2 separate regions of the Homo sapiens genome follow, and region 2 is linked to region 1. Evidence: read pairs that join two places in POLR2A ChIA-PET (ENCODE). Cell type or tissue: A673. All regions are shown on one strand.

Region 1 (5,000 bases):
AAAGGGCAAAATAGATATTTAAAAGATAAAGATCTACCACATAGTCAATCTACGCCTTAGAAAAGACATAGCTAGGTTCGGGTCCTGATCCCTGACCCATATCATTTGGGAGAAAAAGTCAGTAAATAAACAATAGCAATGGAAGTGTCAGCAGAGAAAAAAAGAGAATGGCTACTACCATAAAAGATGTACTGAGACAGCATAAAGACAGCCAAATGAATCACCTTGTGTCATAGCTGAAATAAAACCAAGTATGCTACAGGAAATTAGTAATATAGACTCTGGGACCCTATCCCTACAAATTTTTTAAACCAACTCAACTGAGGTATAATCATGTACAATCAACTGCATACAGTTAAAATACATAATGCAATCCTTTTGGATCAAAACCAGTGAAACTGGTACTGTAATCAAGATAGACATCATTTCAGTTATTCCCAAACAGTTCCCGTGCCCCTTGCAGCCCAATTCTCCCTTCAAACCTGGAGAGAGATAAGGAGAGAACCTAAAGAATGGGACCAATGTTTCTACCTTAAATGACTATTAACTGAGAAAGAAAATATATACATGTTTTAAAAGAAAATACTCTGTTTATTTAGTTTTGCATATGTTGTATTCAATTTGTTTGCTAGGTATCTTTGTGTGGCTCATACTGTCACAACAAAATACCATGTAGACTGGGTTGCTTAAACAACAGAAATTTACTTTCTCACAGTTATGGAGGCCAGAAGTCTAAGCTCAAGATGCCAGCATGAATTCTCTGGGACTCTCTTAAGGCTTCTCTTCCTGCCTTGTAGATGATCGTCATCTTGCTGTGTCTTCACATGGTTCCAGGGGTGGCAGGGAGAAAGTGCAAACTCCTTTCTGGTGTCTTTTCTTACAAGGATACTAATTCTATCATGAGGGCCTCACTTTCATAACCTCATCTAAACCTAATTATCTCCCAAAGGAGATCCAAATACCATCCAAATACATCTCCAAATACCATCACATGTGAGGCTAGGGCTTCAACATATGAATTTGGGTTGGGGGGCATAATTAGTTTATAGCACTATCCAAATAGATAAGACTATTAGGTACACTGAATACAACTCTGGTGCTCAAGACAGTATAGGAATATATGTGGGTGTTGTCAGTATATACTTGAAGCCACGGGAGCAAACAAGAACCTCAAGAAATAGGATATAGGGTGAGAAGAGGGCTGAGTGGAAGACACCGGGGGTACACCAACATGTAAGGAGAGGTAAGGGAAGGAAAACCCAGTGAAGACGTTCGAAAAGAGTGGTCATAATGACAGAAGATATAATCAGGATAAAGTAACTGTGTGCACAAATATACAGAAAATTTTGATGAAAAGGCAAGGACAAAGTAACAACATTACCAAGTACCCAGTATGCACTAAGATTTATGTTAGGTACTTTGTTTATCTTATTTCAGTTATTCCTCATAACAATCCAAAATACTATTAAACTGATTTCATATGTGAAAAAACCAAGGTGATTAACCCATTCAAGTTAACAAAGCTGGTAAATAAAACACCAAGCCTTTAAATTAAGGACCATCTACCAACCACAGCTGTGCTCTTTCTTACTGACATAGTACCATATGCTATAGAAACTTCAACAAAACCATTGTATTTTACCATTAGGGGGTTGATTATGACCATTTAGGAGAAAGCTGCAGTCATGATTAACAGAAAAAAGAATAAACATCTGAAGGAAAGACACATACACTGCCAGTTCTTCAAAGAATGAATTTCAGATCCTCAGAGGAAAAAAAAGTATAATTAATCAGTGAATGAATATTTATTACTAAATTTAATAGAATTTGGAGATTTTAATTCATATTAAATTACATTCTTGTCATGAAGATAACCAAAAGCTAATCAAGTAGTAGAGACCAAACGGGAAGAAAATAGAAATTAAAGATAATAATGCTAGTAACTGAGAACTTAGAGACAAAGACTGGACCCTAAATAGGCTGGCACATTGCTAAACCACAGGGGCTCTCCGACACAAGTGAGACTATTCTGCTTAGGCCATTATCACTATAAATGATGATATATAAGTTCATCTCAGGAAATAAAGTCAGCAGTAGCATCACTGAGTATTAGAAATAGCAGTGCATAATGTCATTAAACATTTATATTAGTATTAGTTACTGCTCTCAACAACGCTCTGAGGTGGATTATCATTATCTTCCTCACTTTGTAAATATCGGACATTAACAGATTCTTACAAAGTTAACTATGACCAAATTAGACAAGCAGGCATCACAGGCCCATTTGTTGCTTAGAATACTTTTCTTCTCCAATCTCTGTCAATATGAATCACACCTGCAGGATTGCTGGGAAGCTAGTCCAGGCAGCTGTCTGACCTATGTCGACAATTTTAACAATAGAGACGGCACTTCCTAAAGCAAAGAGATACTCACAAACTGGTAAAAAAAAAAAAAAAAAAGGTTCATTACTAGAACTATTTCCACACCTATCTGTAGGCAAAAGAACAGTTATACCAAGAATTTATTCAGAAAGAGCCAATAAATATATCAATACAATGTTTAAGAATCCAAGAGCTGAATCTAGATGATCAACCATGGTTCTCAGAATACTTATTTATTTATTCATTTATTTATTTATTTGAGATGGAGTCTCGCTCTGTCGCCCAGGCTGGAATGCAGTGGCGTGATCTTGGCTCACTGCAACCTCCGCCTGCCGGGTTCAAGCAATTCTCCCGCCTCAGCCTTCGAATAGCTGGGACTACAGGCGCGTGCCACCATACCCTTAATTTTTTTGTACTTTTAGTAGAGATGGGGTTTCACCATGCTGGCCTCAAACTCCAGACCTTGTGATCCTCCTGCCTTGGCCTCCCAAAGTGCTGGGATTACAGGCATGAGCTACTGTACCCAGCCAGAATACATTTTTGTTAATGTACAAAGAAAAGCCACAGCAATCTTCAAGTTCCTCCACTGAGGCTGGGAAGCACTATGTAGTAAACAGTTGATTTTTGCAACTGGGAGTGCATGGGAGTATGCATGCACATGCACATACATGCTGTATATGTATCAGTCAAGTGCAGCCTTTGGTCTTTTAAATACAATGAAAGAAATTCTTAGTTGTGATCTTTTTTTTTTTTTTAAGGAAAGAAGGACCAAGTCTTCTTTTGGAAGTATACATGGCACACTGCTAATAATGATGATACCCTGGAGAGTGGGAATGGGTGGAGAATGAAGGAAGGGGGTACGGACTTCCACTTTTTACTTTATATATTCTTGTATTTCTTAAACATTTCTTTAAACCAAGAATATGTCAAAGGAAGCTATAAAAATTTAGGTTGAAAAAGAAAAAACAGGGTAATGTTTTTCAAAGAACCACTTACTCTCTTCTATATAGAAGGAAAGCTATATTTTCCCCCTAAAATTCCAGCATTTGGATATCCTAGGTAAAACACTTTTGAATTCTGAGTTAGGCTGCAGATTCAACAAAGCTCTTGATCCAGCACATATATCCATCCCACACAGAAATCCTCCCTATTGCTCCTCATTTTAGGAAATGGCACAACATGTATATTGTTATTCAGGCCAAAAACTTTAGATTCACTCATGATTTCTCTTTTCTTTATGACGTGCATCCTATCAATCAGTAGTTCTGTGAGCTTCACCTTCCAAAAATATCCCAGATTCCAACCACTTCTCATCACCTCCACTACTACCACTCTAGTCCTAATGACCACCACCCCTTAATTTGACTATTACCATAGCTTCCTAACTGGCCTCCCTAAGTCCACTCTTCCTCCCTACAGTCTATCTCCACAAACAGAGTGATCTTTCTAAACACAAGCCATGGCATGAAGCTTCCCCAATTCAAAATCCTTCAGTGACTTCCCATTCTATTTAAGAATAAAATCCAAGCTCCTTGCAGATAGCCTTAAAGGTATTTATGCCTGGACTCTGCCAACCTCTCTGACATCACCACCAACTACTGCACTCCCAAGTATACTCCACTGATGCACACTGCAGTCCTTACTGCTCCTCAAACACCTATGCTTGTTTCCACCTCAAGGTCTCTGGGCTTACCTTTGCCTGTGCCTGTAAAACACCTTCCCTAGAATTTATGTGGCTTATTCCCTCACTTCTTCCAGGTCTCTGTGAAAATATCTCAGAGAGGACTTCTCTTTCTAAAATATCCCTCCTAACCTTTCACCATCACTTTCTATGTCCTTGCCCTGGCTTTATTTTCTTCACAGTACTACCTAAAATTATATCATTTTTTAAAAATTAAATATTTATGTTTAAAATGTCTGTCTCAGCTCCATGATGGTACTTGGTCCCGTTCCCACTGTAATCTCAGCTCTAGAAAAGTACCTGGTACAATATTAAATAAATATTTATAACTGAATGATGTGGACTACATAAAATTACAGTATTTCTGTACTTAAACAATGACCTAAAACAAAGGCAATAAATAGAAATAAAATTACCATTTGGTAATATACATAACAAAGGGTATCTTTGTCTTTCAAATCAATATGGGATGAATTAACACACCAGTAGTAAAAATGAGGAAAGGATATTAATAGGTAATTTTTAAGAGAATACAAATAACTAATTTCAACCTCTTAAAAAACAAAGAAAATATAAGCTAAAATTAGATACTTTTTGTCAAACAGATATATACGAGTATGTGCGTGTGTGTGTGTAAAATTTGATAAATACTCAGATTAAAAGTTGATGAGTGTATGGGGAATTGCATAATCTCATATGCCACCAATGGGGCTGTTATCAGTGCATCCTTTCTGAAAAATAATTTTGTAGTATGTATCATGAACCTTCATGATGTTTATTCTCATAGTCCCAGAAATTTCAAATTTATATCCAGAAATGCAGTCTATAAAAATAATTGTAAATGTGCACAAGTTATATAAATATTTATCATATTTATATTCTACATGTAAGTGAAATACAAATTAGAAAACCCTAAAATCCTAAACAAAAGGATGATT
Region 2 (5,000 bases), 150 kb before region 1:
TATTCCTGAAAATAATATTGTAGCAAAAATGGTGTAATACTGCCAGGTTTGAGAGAAAGCTCTTTTAAGTTGCCATTACTTGGCAAAGTAGTACTATTGTTAAGAAAATAAAAATCTAGTTTTCTGATTTCTTATAGTCTTTCTTATATAAATGACAAATATTTTGGCTGAACTGATACACTGATGTGGTTAATTTGATTAAATGATATATTTATCTGATTATCTAACAAACTGAATAATATAGGCTAGCCAAAACCTTTCACATCTCACATGAGGAAACAGAAAATTGAGAGACACTAAGTGATTTGCTCAAGATCATGTACAGATTATATTACAGATTCCTGACTAGAACTCACTACTGCTGATTGTAAGCCCAAGTTCCTTTCCAATACATTACCTTCCTTGATTTTATCAGAATATTATTCAGTCAAAACCTCTGGCACATACAATCTAAGATTTTAGCACACCCTCTGATGGAACATCCTTCAACAGGTGAAACATTTAAGAACAGACAGGCCCAGTATTATAAACATGATTGCAAAGAGAAGTCCTAAGCTGACAGAAAGAGAAAATAATAAATGGTACCTTTTTCATCTCTAAACTCTCTAATTCCGAGAAAACACCCTAAAGCCTTTGCCTTGGTAAAAAATATTTGAAATGCCAAATCCAGTTATCAATTCATCTCTATGTGTGTCGGGAAGGATTACCACAGTTAAGTATATTCTAATCCTGTTTATACCCAGCATTACTCCTGATGTTCCAGTAAGAGTGCCTATTTTTATTTTTATTTTTGAAGTGACACTAACCTGAGAAGAAATAAAAAAACAGTATGTTTAAGCCATTCTTCAAAGCTCATCTCTATGAAGCTATTTGGATGGTAAAAAAAAAAAAACAAAACTCAGCAAGCTGCAGCTAAATTACATAGTCTCACCCTCACATTCTCTGAATACAAATAACAAACGAACGTGATATACTTACAGAGTTTGATAATCAAACTTGTAATTCTGCTTATTTTATGCTGTTCTGCCCTAGAATTGAAAATATAGACAACTAGTCACAGAGGGACACTTTTAATATTATTGTTTTCACATCTTCACATGACAGCAAGGGAGATCTCCTTGTATGGTATGGTGAATACAACATGGAATTTTTACATGACCAACTCATATACTCATTAAAGGTACTGAGATATCCATAAAGGTTTGAAGTGTTTGATAATGTCTGTTGAGTAAGTAAACTTGTTGTCTCAAGTCAGGTAGTACGCTGTTGGTTCTACTATAGATGATGCTTCATTTTAAATATCTTTAAAGGGCACACAGTAACTCTTTTCTAGGGTGTGTTTTGCCTCCAAATAATTATTAATAACACCCCTTACACTCACAAAGTGTTCAACATCATTAAATAGAAAACAATGACTAAGGTCTTAAAGAATGTTGAGCTATTTTTCATGACTTTAACCACATACTCACACTGTGAAACAACAAAATTAACATTTTCCAAATCTCGTATGTTTTTAGTTCCTGATTATTCCTGTGATTCAAACCACTTTAGTTTTCAGTTTTAGATTATTCTGTTTTACATTCAATTACCAATTTAGGAAGTTCATAATTGACTTGAGATCTACCATCTCTTGACTTGCCATAAAACCACCTGTATTAAGTATGAGGAAGTTTGAGATAATTACACAGGAAATTATGAAGTATTGGTTATTGTGCTTAGACCATTTAAAAAGCACGAAAGATCTTTAAGATCTCACATAGACAGAATTCTATACATATCTCTAATAAAGATCAGTTACAATTTAGTATTCAACTTTTGTAAGAAATTTTGTTTTTTTATAGCCATCAACCAGAAGACACAAAATATAATTACATTAAAGTAGTAAAAAATTAGCATGACATAAATACTCAGACCTCAAGGGTCAAAAAGCTAAATCGAGTCTTATAATTTTGTAGTGGTTATTCTGTTATTCTTGTTTTGGGTAATTGTATTGCTGGAACACTAAGGTTTTAACATCTGTGCACTTTGGATCACCTTAAGCCAGCTGGTTCCTTTCAAAACTGCTCATCTTTTGTTCTTCCTATGTTCTGACCTGGGCCCCTAGCCTTAAGACAGCAGTGTGCTTTCTGCAGCCAGGATATCCTCTTCAAGACTGTCAGACAATCTCAAATGATTGATGTGCTAGTCTGGTGCTCTGGTATTTTTCCCTTTAGTAAGACTCCAGTAAATCTACAGCTCATTCTATAAGAATGCTAATTAGATCACTTTTACTAACTTCATGCATGTTTTTCTTGTTCTCCTGTATCTTTGGAAGTGAGCTTAAAGTTTATAATACAGTGTGTTTCTAAACTGTTTTTTATAATATTACATAGAAATAAAATACATTTCCCACCAAGGGAAATAATTCAAGTGATGCACTCAATTGGCTCTTTTCTTTCTAGAACTGCACCATGCATCCTCACTATGCTTACTCTTATTGGGAGCCTGCTCTACCCTCTCTGAGGTCATGCCCCTTATTGAGTCATGGTGTTCTATCATTCAAAGCCAAAGCAGGGCAGAGTCAGGCTCTGTTAGGCTATCAGGCTTGTGTCTTTGCTGCAGAGCTGTTTTCACATAAAGACAGACCTCTATCAACCTCAGGGCATTAATTCTAAACCTATTGCCTTAACACAAATTGTACCACGTCTCTCAACCTGTTGATTTTGGCTTTGAATTTCATGATTGATTGCCCTTTTGGGGCCTTACATAACCTCCCATTCTGAGGCTAAGAATTGACTTTCTGGCTTCAAACTTTTGCTTTCATTCTTGACCATATTTGGACTTTATCTCCAAATAGGTTACCTCCCTCAGTAAAGTTCAGGTCACTATGGTTTCCAGAACCTGTAATTACCTCAGCAGAGCTCTCTGCAGAGAACACACCCAACATGTTCAGTCTGATTCCAGAAGTCAGGCTCAGACTGAGAAAAGTCAGGAAGCAAAAAGACTGGGTGGATGTTGTCACGTGGCCCTTAAGAACAAAGGCAGTTTCAGAGCGAGGTGGCCGAGAGGAAAGAGAGCATTTCAGGGATAAAGAAAAGTAGATAGGAAAGTCTGGGCAACTTTAGGGCTTTTATAGTATGACTGTGCACAGTACAATCACAAAAATATGTTTAGTTCAAGTCATTTAAAAAGCTGTAATCTAGTATATTTACATTAAATTGTTTCCTTATTAGTGGCAAGAGAAAAACTGATAACCACACAGTAGAGAAACTGGGCACTACTCTGACTAGGTCATCAAAATTAACATCCCCGTTGAGGGCAGATGGATATAGTGTGCCTCCTGATGTGACACCCTGAGAAGAGCACATCATCTCTCACTCTGTATTGGGCACAGAACATGTCACCTCAATCTACCCACAAAGAAACATCATGTAAAACCAAAACAAAGAATTCTCTATTATTAAAGATGGAATTACAGTTTTCAAAAATTTGAATGCTATAAAAGCAAAACAAAGCTTTATAGAAATGCTCCAGATTAAAGGTGACTGAAGAGACTAAATGTAATACCTGATCCTAGGTTGAGTCCTAAAAACAGTCCCGACCCTGTTTTTCCTGAGGAAAAACAACAGTATAAAGGATATCGTTGGGTTAACTAACAAAATTGAAATACAGATGAAGGATTAGAAAAATGCATCAATTTTAACTTTACTTGTATATAAAACAATATTTTTATTTTTAGGAAATTTTTATTTTTAGGTATTGTAGTATATAGGAGTAAAGGACCATGCTACTACTTTTCAAAAGGTTCAGAAAAAATGTGTTGTGCATGTGTATACACATATACATATATGCATATCTTATGTGTGTGTATATATATGCATATATACAAACACACACACACATATATTCAGAGAGATAAAAGAGAATGAGTGAGCACAGTTATCTGGTAATGCAGATGGAGCAAATGTCAGCAACAGGTGAATGATGGTACAAAATATATAGATATGTGAACATTCTAGTATCATTCTTATTCATGCTACTTTTCCGCATGTCTGAAATAACTGCACAATTAACCTCTGAGGAAATAAAAACTTCTGGTCAGCCATGGTGGCTCACACCTGTAATCCCAGCAATTTGGGAGGCTGAGGTGGGAGGATTGCTTGAGGCCAGGAGTTCAAAACCAGACTGGGCAACATGGTGAAACCTCTCTACAAAAAATATAAAAATTAGCTGGATGTGGTGGCGTGCGCCTGTAGTCCCTGCTACTCAGGAAGGTGAGGTGGGAGAATCACCTGAGCCCAGGAGGTTGAGGCTGCAGTCAGCTATGATCCTGTCACTGCATAAATAAATAAATAAATAAATAAAACCTCTAGAATGTCAAAAGCTTCTATGATTTACCACAAAAAAGTATGTGAGGTGATGGATATGTTAATTGGCTTGATTTAATCATTCCACAATGTAAATGTATAGCAAAATATCACATTGTATCTCATAAATGTATACAATTTTTATTTCCAACCAAAAATAAAATAAAGTAACCCTCCCAAAACAAGCAAAACAAAACAATTGTCAGGTATGGTGAGGGGTGGGGAAGACCTGAGGAAGGCAGGGGAATTTTTACAGTAACAGAAATCTCTTAATTTAAGTGCCTGGTGGCCAAAAAGAAAAAAAAAAGTACTTGGATAACCCATAATTGGAAAGACAATTCCTACCGAAATGAGTTTATACCTATACCCAGAGAAGATTCTTTCTTCTTTATATGCCATAAACATTTAGGAGCTGAGATAGTTTGTATTTTAAGGAGACATATGTAAAAATGATTTTAGGTCTTAGTGCTTCTGTTATTTGTACTTCTACACACTAAATATAATAAATGTAATTTGAATGTAACAATAAGAGGATCAACACTATGGAGATAGCAAATATATGCTTATCTGAAAGTTAGCAGATAAGGAAGTACTGCCAAAATAAACAAGCTGAGAGTGAGAACGGACATTCAAAGTACATTATTGTGTTACTGG

The links. ChIA-PET counts read pairs that join two places held together with the same protein. Peaks named below come from ENCODE experiments on the same cell type or tissue, not always from the same donor. Only the 100,000 strongest peaks of a DNase experiment are listed, where the experiment ranks them.
Region 2: POLR2A ChIA-PET joins it to region 1 with 14 read pairs; 3 of 35 experiments call an interaction of 5 or more read pairs at or near these places.

The regions. Positions count from the first base shown.
Region 1 is chr15:35,458,463-35,463,462 of GRCh38, forward strand. All of the region lies in intron 3 of DPH6 (diphthamine biosynthesis 6), which reads right to left. Among named protein-coding and RNA genes, the nearest start is that of DPH6, 85 kb to the right of the region's middle. In A673, no CTCF peak of the experiment used is centred here; no DNase peak of the experiment used is centred here.
Region 2 is chr15:35,303,915-35,308,914 of GRCh38, forward strand. It overlaps a transcript of DPH6 not described here. Among named protein-coding and RNA genes, the nearest start is that of MIR3942, 66 kb to the right of the region's middle. RefSeq lists a silencer at 4,854-5,000. In A673, no CTCF peak of the experiment used is centred here; DNase peaks (open chromatin) are centred at 2,157 and 2,497.